Linked DNA regions of Mus musculus: regions 1 and 3 are each linked to region 2. Evidence: chromatin loops called from intact Hi-C (ENCODE). Cell type or tissue: left cerebral cortex. All regions are shown on one strand. Each heading gives the region's core, and the rest is flanking DNA. Links, peaks and the distances in the headings are about the cores only.

Region 1 (2,500 bases), core at 1-2,500, 120 kb before region 2:
CAGACTGAGAGGTGGGACTGCTAAGTCACATGGTGCTTCTGCTTTAGCCTTCTGAGGACCTTCCCTGCTATTCCCTGGCATTGCACTCACATCCGGTCCCCATCAGTGTGTGAGCGTCCCTTCCTCCCACGTCCTCTCAGCACTCAGCTCTTGTAACAACTCCTCTCTCCACACCAGGCTGTGATCTGACAAGAGGTGCCAGCTTTGCAGGGCAAAGCCACACAACCCATGCCTTCTAGGGGTCTTTGCTTGTCTAGGAAAAGCCTCCTCTGTTTTCAGAACCACTCCTGAGACAGGGCTCAGAAAGGACTCAAGTCTCAAGTCCTCAGAGGCCAAGGCGAGCCTCCAACGCAGCTATCGCTCCCTCCCTTCCAGCCTCAGCTGCCACCCCCTTCCTTACACTGAGCAATCTTCCTGAAGCACTCTTTGCCCAGCCAGGCCCACCACAAATCCCTGGTTATTCTTCCGTAGGCTAACTTCCTCAGGAAAGCCTTCCCTGGCCCTGTCCTGTTCACATCTCTCCATCAGTACATCCTACCCCACACAGCACTTTCAAATTCTGTCACCTCTGCACATTTCTAACTACACAATTTGTGAGTGATTATTTCTTTAAAGTCCTACTTCCCTGCAGTGTTCTGGAGGGTCATGTGACTGCTCTCTTCCTTGTACTACCCAGCGCCTTGCCACAGTGCCTGGTGCTCCTTGAATACTCATTGAATGGGTAGACAGTACATTAGAGATTGCCACATGGACCCAGGCTAGGCCATTATGCAATGAGATGCACAGTTCTCTGCAGCGGATGAAGAGGCAAGGTGTGGCAGAGGTCACTACATTAACCACGGAAAGGCATGCACAATGGCAGCCAGAGCTCATTGAAAATACACCTCAAAGAAAGCAACACAGAGCCTTTCAAGTCTTGAGGCTTAATGTCTGTCCACAGAACCCCTGCATCTGTTCTTGTAGAAGCTTAATGCCTTTTAGAAGCAAAAGCCTTCTAAAGAAGCACACTGTACCGGCACACCGGTTTTAAAATGCCACTTTTAATGAACTAATTAATTCTGCAAAACAGTAGTACAAAGATGTGCACTATCAAATGGAGACAACACCACCAAAACGATAACAAAAGGGAATGGGGAAGACGTTTCTAAAGATAACACTTCTGCAAAATATTCATTTTCTCCTCTACGCAGTAAGATATATTGCAAATGATTTGTTATTAAAGACTTAAAATATTATACTGGACAGATGGCTTAGCTCTCTAAGCCTGACCCCTCCTCAAAAGAGGGGGGGGAACCACCCACAAACACAACAAACCTGGCCCCAAGCCAATGATCTCATGCTAGTGCGATGCTTAGCTGTTCCAGCCGGATTTAAATAGCATTTACCCCACACAGTGTGTAAGATTCATGCTGTTCATTTTCTCCGCCCATACACACCCTCAGAGTTAGGGATACATGTACTAATAAACTAATTTTCCAGAGAGGATAAAGCCAGGAGTGACCATGGAGAGACATCTGCAAGATCTGGAAGTGAGTGAGGACTTCTCCCCACACCTGTCCATACCTATGAGCTTGAGTGGCCTCTGACAGTGGGCTGAGCAGATGGGGGCTTGTCTAATGACTCCACAGGAGTGAGGCTGGCTGAAACAACAACCAACCATTGATGCTGAAGGAGGGGCCTGGAGATGCAGGCCAAACTTGCTTGCATCCACATTTGTAAAATGTCGGTACTAAGGCTACTATGCAAGATATCTGGCTGCTCTCAAGAAATGAAAGGCAGTTGCTAAACTGTGTGCTGGAAGGCAGGGATGGATATGCTGAGGACAGAAACAGGAGCACCTGCTCAAGTCACTCCATCTCTCAACATGCCCTTCCCATCCCAACATGAGAGCCACTAGCTGACTCCTCCTAAGGAGGATGCTCACATACTTAAACATCTCCTTGTGAAACTCCACATCTACATAAGAGGGTTGGCAAGTTGGGGAAGAGTGGCTTCCCGGGAAGGAGAGTGGCCAGGGGTGGGTAACCTTGCCCCCTACTTTGTAGCTCATGTATGTGTGCACATGATCACTTTATACACTCAGGTGAACACCCAGGGAAGCAAAGTACTCAGTCCTCCAATTCCAAAAGCTGACCAGCATAGAGACCAAACACACAACGAGGCCAGTCAAGCCTGGCTGCTGTCGGTCCAGCAGCTTCTCAGGTTCCCTGACATCTCACGAACTACACCCGTCAAATGCTACCAGGAAAGGGGACTTTTTTTTTTTTTTTTTACTTAGGTATTTTCCTCATTTACATTTCCAATGCTATCCCAAAAGTCGCCCATACCCAACCCCCCAACTCCCCTACCCACCCACTCCCACTTTTTGGCCCTGGCGTTCCCCTGTACTGGGGCATATAAAGTTTGCAAGTCCAATGGGCCTCTCTTTCCAGAGATGGCCGACTAGGCCATCTTTTGATACATATGCAGCTAGAGTCAAGAGCTCCGGGGTACTGGTTAG
Region 2 (5,940 bases), core at 1-2,500:
AAAGGAGAGAGGCCCGTGACTGGGCAGACTGGCGCGGGATCCGGGCGGGACAGGTGCCAGAAGGGTCCTCAACCCCGATCCTTTCAGCCAGTACCTACTTGAGGTCCCGGTTGACGGAATGCAAGTTGTCCTGGAAGTTCGCGATGAAGGCCTTCTCGCGGCCCTCCAGCGTCTCTTTGTTGCGCATGCCATCCTTAAGGCAGTCGAAGACCCTACTCACGCTAGAGCGTAGCGCCTGGATGGCGCTAATAGCCTGCGAAAAGGCCTCCAGGTTCACACCAACGCTCAGCACGTCCGCCATGTTGCAGCTGTCACAGCCGGCTTTCCAGAGTCCACAGCCTGAGCGGCGCGCGGCGCTTCGTGATGACGTTGTCCTAGGAGGGTATTGGGATGTGTAGTTTGCGACGTGGCTCCCATCCAGGAAGCTCTAGCGAACTTGGAAAAACAGCGCCAGTCTGACTGAATGAGAGAGTTGACCACAAGTTATGATCTCCATCTAGGGAAGTCATTTTGTCCTCTCCTTTTGCTTAATAGTGAATGACAAAGAAATGCAGAAGCCCACTGTGTATCTCCAAAATTTGAACAGTCACATAGGAATTTCTCAAAACAATAAAATGTCCCCAGAGTACATGAATGAGTCCATATTCATAAATAAAGGGGAAGAACTCTCTTACCTGTAGTAAAATGCCAACACATAAATGAAGGCAGAGTGATACAAGAAAACTGCCACTTGGCAGCCTAAATAATTGGTTAAGGTATGAATCAATTGATGTTTTTTCGAAACAGCAAGGTATTCTATATAGTTTCAAAACGTTTTTCTTTATGAAACTTAAAAGGAAATAGAAAACATTTGGGCTACATGAGGACCTGTGTCCAAAAAGTAAATTAACAATAATAATAATAATAGAAATTATGGTATGTGTCCAAAAGAATTGAAAGCAGTGTCTAAATGAGATGTTTGTACTTCCATATCCACCGCAACCTCATTCACTATAGTCAAGTGTGAAAGGAGCCAGATATCTACCAACGTATAAGCAAATAAGCAAAATGTGATTATATATGATACAAATTGATATATACTGTGACATCAAAATGGACAATATACCTTTCAAGTTAATGGAAGATCAAAACAGGGAAAATAGACCTTGCAGCTTAGGGGATCTGTTTGCAGTTAAGACAGTTAAGAATAAGTTCCTCTGTCCTGTGCAGGCTAAAGTTTCTGTTTGTAATTAAAGAATAAGTTCTATTTGCCTCATGTTAAGTCCTTGCAAGTTAGGGTTTTTATTTGTAATTAAGAATAAGTTCCTGGGACTAGAGAGATGGCTCAACGATTAAGAGCACTGACTGCTCTTTCAGAGGTCCTAAGTTCAATTCCCAGCAACCACATGGTGGCTCACAACCATCTGCAGTGGGATCAGATGCCCTCTTCTGGTGCATCTGAAGTCAGCTACAGTGTACTCACATACATAAAATAAAAATAAATCTTAAAAGAAAAAAAAAAGAATAAGTTCTTGTTCTTTTTGTTTGGTTTGTTTTTGTTTGGTTTTTCGAGACAGGGTTCCTCTGTGTAGCCCTGACTGCCCTGGAACTCACTCTGTAGACCAGGCTGGCCTTGAACTCAGAAATCCACCTGCCTCTGCCTCCCAAGTGCTGGGATTAAAGGCGTGTGCCACCACTGCCCTGCCAAGTTCTTGTTCTTTAGGTAAGCTGCAAAACACGTTTTCAACCTCTACACTAAACTCGTGACCACATTCACTAGATGAGCATCCCTCCCCTTGTTCCTCCCTTTCATTGCATCTTTCTAACAGTCGTCTGTGTGAGCACTCTCCTATAAAAAGGACCTCAAGGGGCTGTGTATTAGTCAGGGTTCTCTAGAGTCACAGAACTTATGGACAGTCTCTAGATAGTGAAGGAATTTATTGATGACTTACAGTCGGCAGCCCAATTCCCAACAATTGTTCAGTCGCAGCTGTGAATGGAAGTCCAAGGATCTAGCAGTTACTCAGTCTCACACAGCAAGCAGGCGAAGGAGCAAGAGCTAGAGCTAGACTCCCTTCTTCCAATGTCCTTATATTGTCTCCAGCAGAAGGTGTAGCCCAGATTAAAGGTGTGTTCCTTAAACTCCAAGATTCAATCTTCTGGAATCCATAGCCACTATGGCTCAAGATCTCCATACCAAGATCCAGATAAGGATCTCCAAGCCTCCAGATAAGGGTCACTGGTGAGCCTTTCCAATTCTGGATTGTAGTTCATTCCAAATATAGTCAAGTTGACAACCAGGAATAGCCACTACAGGCTGCTCTCCCAAATCCTGACTTGGGGTGAGTCAGCTGGCTAGCCACTCTAGATTCACCCCCAAATAGATTACTTTAGTTGGACAACAGTGGATTTGGTCTTTTCTCCTCTAGATTCTCAGGTTTAACATTACCTTTTTTCCTAAGAGGGAAATTCTGACACATGCCAATCAGATAACATCCTAATAACATCTGCAGATTCATGAATCATTTTATTGTTTAGGCGTGATGATAAAGACCTGTAACCCCAGAACTTGAGAGTAAATCAGAAGTCTAGGACTTAAAAGTCAGCATAGGTGCAGCATGGGTGCTATACCAAAAGAAAAAAAAAAGACATGTTTGGGGGCTGGGCAGAGGCTTAGTGACTAAGTGCACTGGCAGCTCTTATAGAGGGTGTGGGTTTGGTTCCCAGAATCCACATGGCAGCTCACAATCAGCTGTAATTGCAGTCCAAAGGGATCTCTTGCCCTACTCTGGCCTTCAAGATCACAGCACACACGTGGTGTACAAGTGTGCTTGTAAGCAAAATACCCGTACAAATAAAATAAAATGAAGAGGGACGGCACACATTTGCCAGTGACAATTTCACAGATGAAACTGGAACAAAAAACTATAGGAAGCAAAACTGTCACACACAAAAAGACAAATATCCTAAGATTCTGTTTTTATGAAGTATAGAAGCAGTCAAAATCGAATGGTGAGAATGTGAAATTGTAGCTTCCAGGGGCTGGTTTCCAGTAAAGTTCACACATCTAAAGAAAAGACTTCTAGCATAGACACTGTAGAAAGAAGAGAGTTTGGGGTGTAAACAAAATATTTCCCAAATCTGGTGCTGCAGTTTAAGGCATCTTACTTATTTTTCGGCCGTGTCTACTATGGACACACAGTTTGGAACAGAGAAGATAGAGGAGCAAGAAGGAGTTCATGATGCTGACCTTCATTGTGTCGTCATATCAATCAGGAAGATGAGCCCTTCTGGGGTTTCTAGGAGCAACAAAAAGAACCAGCTGTACCTAAGGATGTAGCTCAGTGGTAGACTGTTTGTCTGATATATGTGAGGCTCTGGATTCAGTCTCCAGTCCCAGGACCTGAATTGGTTATGGGGAAGCTTCAGGGAAAGAAGAGTTTAGCCTGTCATCTCAGGAACATTAAAGAAAGTGGACTTGGAAAAGTCTCTGTGGATGGCAGATGGAAACGCTTACAGAGCAATGTAAATGAATGGTTACACAGCACTGTAACAGACAGAATGCCACAGAACCAGGTGTGTACGATACAAAGGAACAAACCAGAGACTAGAAAGCTGGCTCAGCAGGTAGGGGCACTTGTTGCTCTTGCAAAGGGCCTGAATTAGGTTCCTGGAACCCACTCAGTGGCTCACAACCAGTTATCTGTAACTCCAGTTCCAGGAGGTCTGATCTGTTTGGGCATCCAACACACCATGATGCATACACAAAGATGCAAGCAGAAAAAAAAAATACACACACACACACATAAAGATTTTTTAAATAATTAAATAAAATTTAAAACTTAAAAAAAAATCTCAGAACATCTTTTTTAAAGCTTAGTAATATAAAAGATTGCTTAGCAGGTAAAGACAGCCTGGATTCAGTCTCCAAGCCAAACATAGTAGAAAAGCAGTACCAATTTCCACAAGTTGTCCCCTGACATAAACACAAACATCCATACCATGCAATAATAATAGTGTGGTGGTGGTGATGATGATGATGCATTTAAAATGATTTATTTATTTATTTATTTATTTATTTATTTATTTATTTATTATTTAATGTATACTAGTACACTGTAGCTGTCTTCAGACACACCAGAAGAGGGCGTCAGGTCCCATTACAGATGGTTGTGAGCCACCATGTGGTCTCTGGGAATTGAACTCAGGACCTCTGGAAGAGTGAGCTTAACTGCTGAGCCATCTCTCCAGCCCCCAGTAATACATTTTTTAAATGGGGAGAAAATAGACTAGACTTTACAGACACTAGCTTACCTGAGGGGTCAGGATCAGTGTTACTGGGGACAGAACACACTGTGTTCTTCCAGACACTATGTACTGAAAGGAGACACTGAGACTTCTGTTCGGTTCCTGCTCCCACTACCCCTCCCAAGAATGCAAACCTTGAATTTAATAAGAACCTAAACTGAAAACTAACCTCAAACTGAAATGCATGCAACAGAATAATTGACCTGTTGGAGTTTTGAACAGAATAATAATATTGTGTTAACAAGAGCTCATGAAGGCAGAGAAGCTGCTCCAGGCCAGGGGTTGCTTTCAGGATCTGACAACAGAGCGCAATGCTGTCCCTAGGCTCGTCGGACTGACACAGCTGCGGAAGTCTGAGAAAGGTCTGTAAATTAGTTGTGAGCATTTTGCCCATGACAATTCCATGGCATTATTCATCATGCTGTGATTACAGAAGAAGATCCCCTTGTTTGGGGGAATACATCTATACTATGTGAAAAAGACCGTCACTGTGTCGATATAAGAAAGGAAATACCACGGGGATGCTTATTTGGAGAGAGGAAGACAAGCAAATGTACCAAGGTGTTGGGCAGCAGTCCTGCCACATGACAATTCATATATATATATATATATATATATATATATATATATATATGTATATATATATATATATATATATATGTATATATATATGTATATATATATATATACACACATATATATATGTATGTATGTATGTATGTGTGTATATATATATATATGAATTGTAAGTTAGAAATGATGTCACTACCCATTATTTTAGGTGGCTTCATGATTTTAGGGCAGGGAAAGTAAAATCACAGTCCAGAAGGCAAGCAAACTCTTCCTTTCTGCCAGGCTATGCTGACAGAATGGTGTGTGTGCCTAATAATTCCCACCTTCTCCTCAGCCTGACTGTAGCATCTCAACTTTAATCCATTGGTTCTGAAAGTTTAAGGGTAGATTCTGGGGACTGGAGAGACAGCTGCAATGTTAAGAGCACTGGCTGCTCTTACAGAGGACCCAGGTTTGGCTCCCAGAAGCCATGTGACTGATCACAGCCACCTGTAACTCCAATTTCACAGGATCCAACGACCTCTTCTATCCTCCATGTGCAGCAGGCACACATGTGATGTGCACACATAAAACACTTATACACATAAAATAAAAATAGGCTAACTTTTTAAAAGATAAATTCTACACAAAAATCTGTTTCCCAGTGTTGTTTTGCCTGAGACAACACTCAAGTGCTCCTTGAACACATTCACGGTGCTGCGAAGGAAAAGCATTCCGTTGACTTGGGCTTCAACTGTAGTTTTCATTTCTAGGCATCAACCTCACCTTCACAGTGCTGCTAATTACAGCTTTGCTTAAGGCAGGAGTTGGGGCTGTAAGGACATCCACTGGAGAGATGGCTCAGTGGCTAAGAGTACTGGCTGTGCAGCCATTCCAACCTGAGTTTAAATCCCTGGGGCCAGAGGAAAAAAGGACACACACGAGCCTCTAACACCAGGGCTGTGGGGTTAGAGATAGGAGAATAACTGAGACCAGCTGGCTGCTAGCCGATCAACAGATTCATAGATGAATACCCAACACATGTATGTTTACAAACACCACACACATGCATATGTCACATACATATAAATAAAAAAATAA
Region 3 (2,500 bases), core at 1-2,500, 130 kb before region 2:
TGTGCCTGAGCCAGGCTTCAACCACCGACTTGGTTTGCTGGGCTGCTCTGGCTCACTGCAGGAGATCACGCACAGCAGAACCTCTAGTCTCCATCCACTCAGATGCCTACAAAAACCTCTAGGGATCGCCACATACCTCTTAGGAGGCAACAATCAAGTCAAGAACCATCATCGCAACATCATATAGTAACATTATAAAGTCCAGGCAGGTTGTCCACACACACACACACACACACACACACACACACACACACACACACACACACACACACATAAAACCACAATTAAAGAGGTCATGAATTTGAAAGAGAGCAAGGGGTGGGGGATATATTGAAGAGTTTGGAGGAAGGAAGGGAAAGCAGAAATGATATAATCTCAGAAAATTATTTAAAACTAAACAAATCACCGAAGGAACCAGGGCTGCCCTAAGCCAAGCAAGGTCACGGTGAGACCTAGAGCAAGGCCAAGGCAGAGGCAACACCAGGCAGCAGGAGGAGGAGGTGACCTTTAGCCATCAGGACCAAAACCAAGGGCCAGTAATGCTCTGAGCAGAGCTGTTTATAAGAATCTGTAAAGAAAATAACAGAACATTTCCTATCAGAATAATTCGTACCCCAACAATTTGAATAAAATGTACTAAACAAAACAATGGGCAAAACATTAGTGAAAAAATTAGTATGAGTAAGATATTAGTTCTTAAAAACAACATAATATCTTGCAAATATATTGAATTAAAATGGAGACAAAAAATATACTTAGCAATCTAAATAAAGCCTCTCCCCAAAGGAGTGACGTCCAAAGGGAGAGGAGACGGCTTCCTGTGTGGGGAGGGGTGGAGAGCTCACAGGGCTGTGCAGAGTGGATACTATACTATACTATACTTGCAGGTAGCTGAGGCAGGTTCTATGTTGCTAAAGATTTAAAACACTAAAAATTCATGTATGCATGTGTGTCTGTATATGTGTACCTGCATGCAGATGCCAGTGGAGGCCAGAAGATGGCATTAGAACCCCTAGAGCTGGAGCTATAGATGGTTGTGAGCCCCTCAATGTGGGAGGCATTGAACTATTACCCATTTGAAAAACAGTGAGCACTAACCACTGATCCATCTCTTCAGCCCCTCAATGTTATTAAATAAATATAAAAGGGTCATACCTAGATCAGCAGGGGCATGTGTCACTCTAAGATTAGGATAAAATCAATTCACAAAACCTCACAACCTTCTGAGCCCTAGCCCAGCCTGGGAGGCTAAGCCTGACTTGGGGTGCTTTGTGTCTTCCCTCTTCCTGTTTTCCTGCTCTCTAGCGGAGCCTGACAAGTCTTTCTCTTTCCCTGGTTAATTCTCTTGGACCCTGCTTCACTATACTTCCTGCAGGTTTTGGTTCCTAGCACACCGCCCACCCCCCACAACACCTCTCCTCTTTCCTACATTCCCAACCTACTTCTGCTCCTTAACCCTGTCACTCTAACATAAGGCCAATGTGGCTGCTCTCTGTTCCTACTCTCTAGACTGCACTCACTGGCAAACCTGGCAGCGTGGGAACTCCAGCACCGAGGTCTATGCCCTTCTTGCCTGGTGCTGTAGAGAGAATTCACTGAATGGTAGGATGGGCTTCTTCTCCAGCACAGCTCACGGTCACTTTGACACCAGGGCAGGGACATGCCAAAAGGCTGGGCTTCCAGGGAACTCTAGTTGGTGTCTGATTAGTTCCCTGTGTTTGTATCCCAAGTGATCCCAGGAAAGTTTCTCTTGGACTCACTTATAGAAGCACAACTGCTGGGTGCAGGCAGTGGTTCTCAATGTGTATGTGGACGGGTTGTCATCTTCCTAGGAGTTAACCTGCTCTTGGGGAACAGGGCACATGGAGATCCAGGGGTCTGCATAAGGCCAGCAACTCAGGATTTCTAAGTAGCCTGCAAGGAATGTGCATTTGTGGGAAACTACCCCGTGGGCCTGAGGACTGCTCAAGCACCAGAGCTACTGAACTCAGTTTGAAAGTCCAGTGGCAGCAGCAGGGAACAGTTTAGGTGTTAGGGAGTCTCCCAACCTCACATAACGGGCAGAGTGGCATGGAGTAGCTTGTCCAACAGCTTAAGGAAGGAGGTATCATCGAGGCAGGAGGGCTAAGGTGTAGCTCTGGAGAGATGTGTACACAAACTTGAGGTTTTGATAAACCAAATTAACATCTAAATTAACATTACAAACTACCAGGGTAATTTCAAACATTACAGCGAAAGTTCCATTTTCTTATTTTCTTATACCTAGTTATCAGTCAAAAACTGGAGATGATACTGCTTTAAGCGATGCGAGAAGCCAGCAGCTTGTTCCAGTCTGACTCAGTTAAGCTCTTACAATATTTTGACTGTTGGAGGAAAATTAATAATGGGATGTTAGGCAGTAGATTAGCTGAGACTAAATATCAACACAGCTAGGTTTATTTCTGGATGACTGAGATCATCCTTCCGAGAACAGCAGCAGCCCTCATTATACCACGAGCTA

What was found. A loop is a pair of places that touch in the nucleus more often than their neighbours do. Peaks named below come from ENCODE experiments on the same cell type or tissue, not always from the same donor. Only the 100,000 strongest peaks of a DNase experiment are listed, where the experiment ranks them.
Region 1: it touches region 2 in a loop (2.2-fold over the local background); 2 of 42 quality-filtered maps call a loop at or near these places.
Region 3: it touches region 2 in a loop (2.7-fold over the local background); 2 of 42 quality-filtered maps call a loop at or near these places.

The regions. Positions count from the first base shown.
Region 1 is chr2:29,464,143-29,466,642 of GRCm38, reverse strand. All of the region lies in intron 3 of Med27 (mediator complex subunit 27), which reads right to left. Among named protein-coding and RNA genes, the nearest start is that of Mir133c, 9.9 kb to the left of the region's middle. In left cerebral cortex, for the core only: no CTCF peak of the experiment used is centred there; DNase peaks (open chromatin) are centred at 72, 373, 745 and 1,367; H3K27ac peaks cover 1,591 bases.
Region 2 is chr2:29,341,206-29,347,145 of GRCm38, reverse strand. It overlaps Med27 (mediator complex subunit 27), which reads right to left and starts at 336. Exons shown (of 8, transcript NM_026896.5): 1 at 99-336. The coding sequence starts at 301. In left cerebral cortex, for the core only: CTCF peaks have their summits at 455 and 1,490; a DNase peak (open chromatin) is centred at 363; H3K4me3 peaks cover 583 bases; H3K27ac peaks cover 351 bases.
Region 3 is chr2:29,475,401-29,477,900 of GRCm38, reverse strand. The region is part of intron 4 of Med27 (mediator complex subunit 27); the gene reads right to left. Among named protein-coding and RNA genes, the nearest start is that of Mir133c, 1.4 kb to the right of the region's middle. In left cerebral cortex, for the core only: a CTCF peak has its summit at 987 (motif pointing right); no DNase peak of the experiment used is centred there.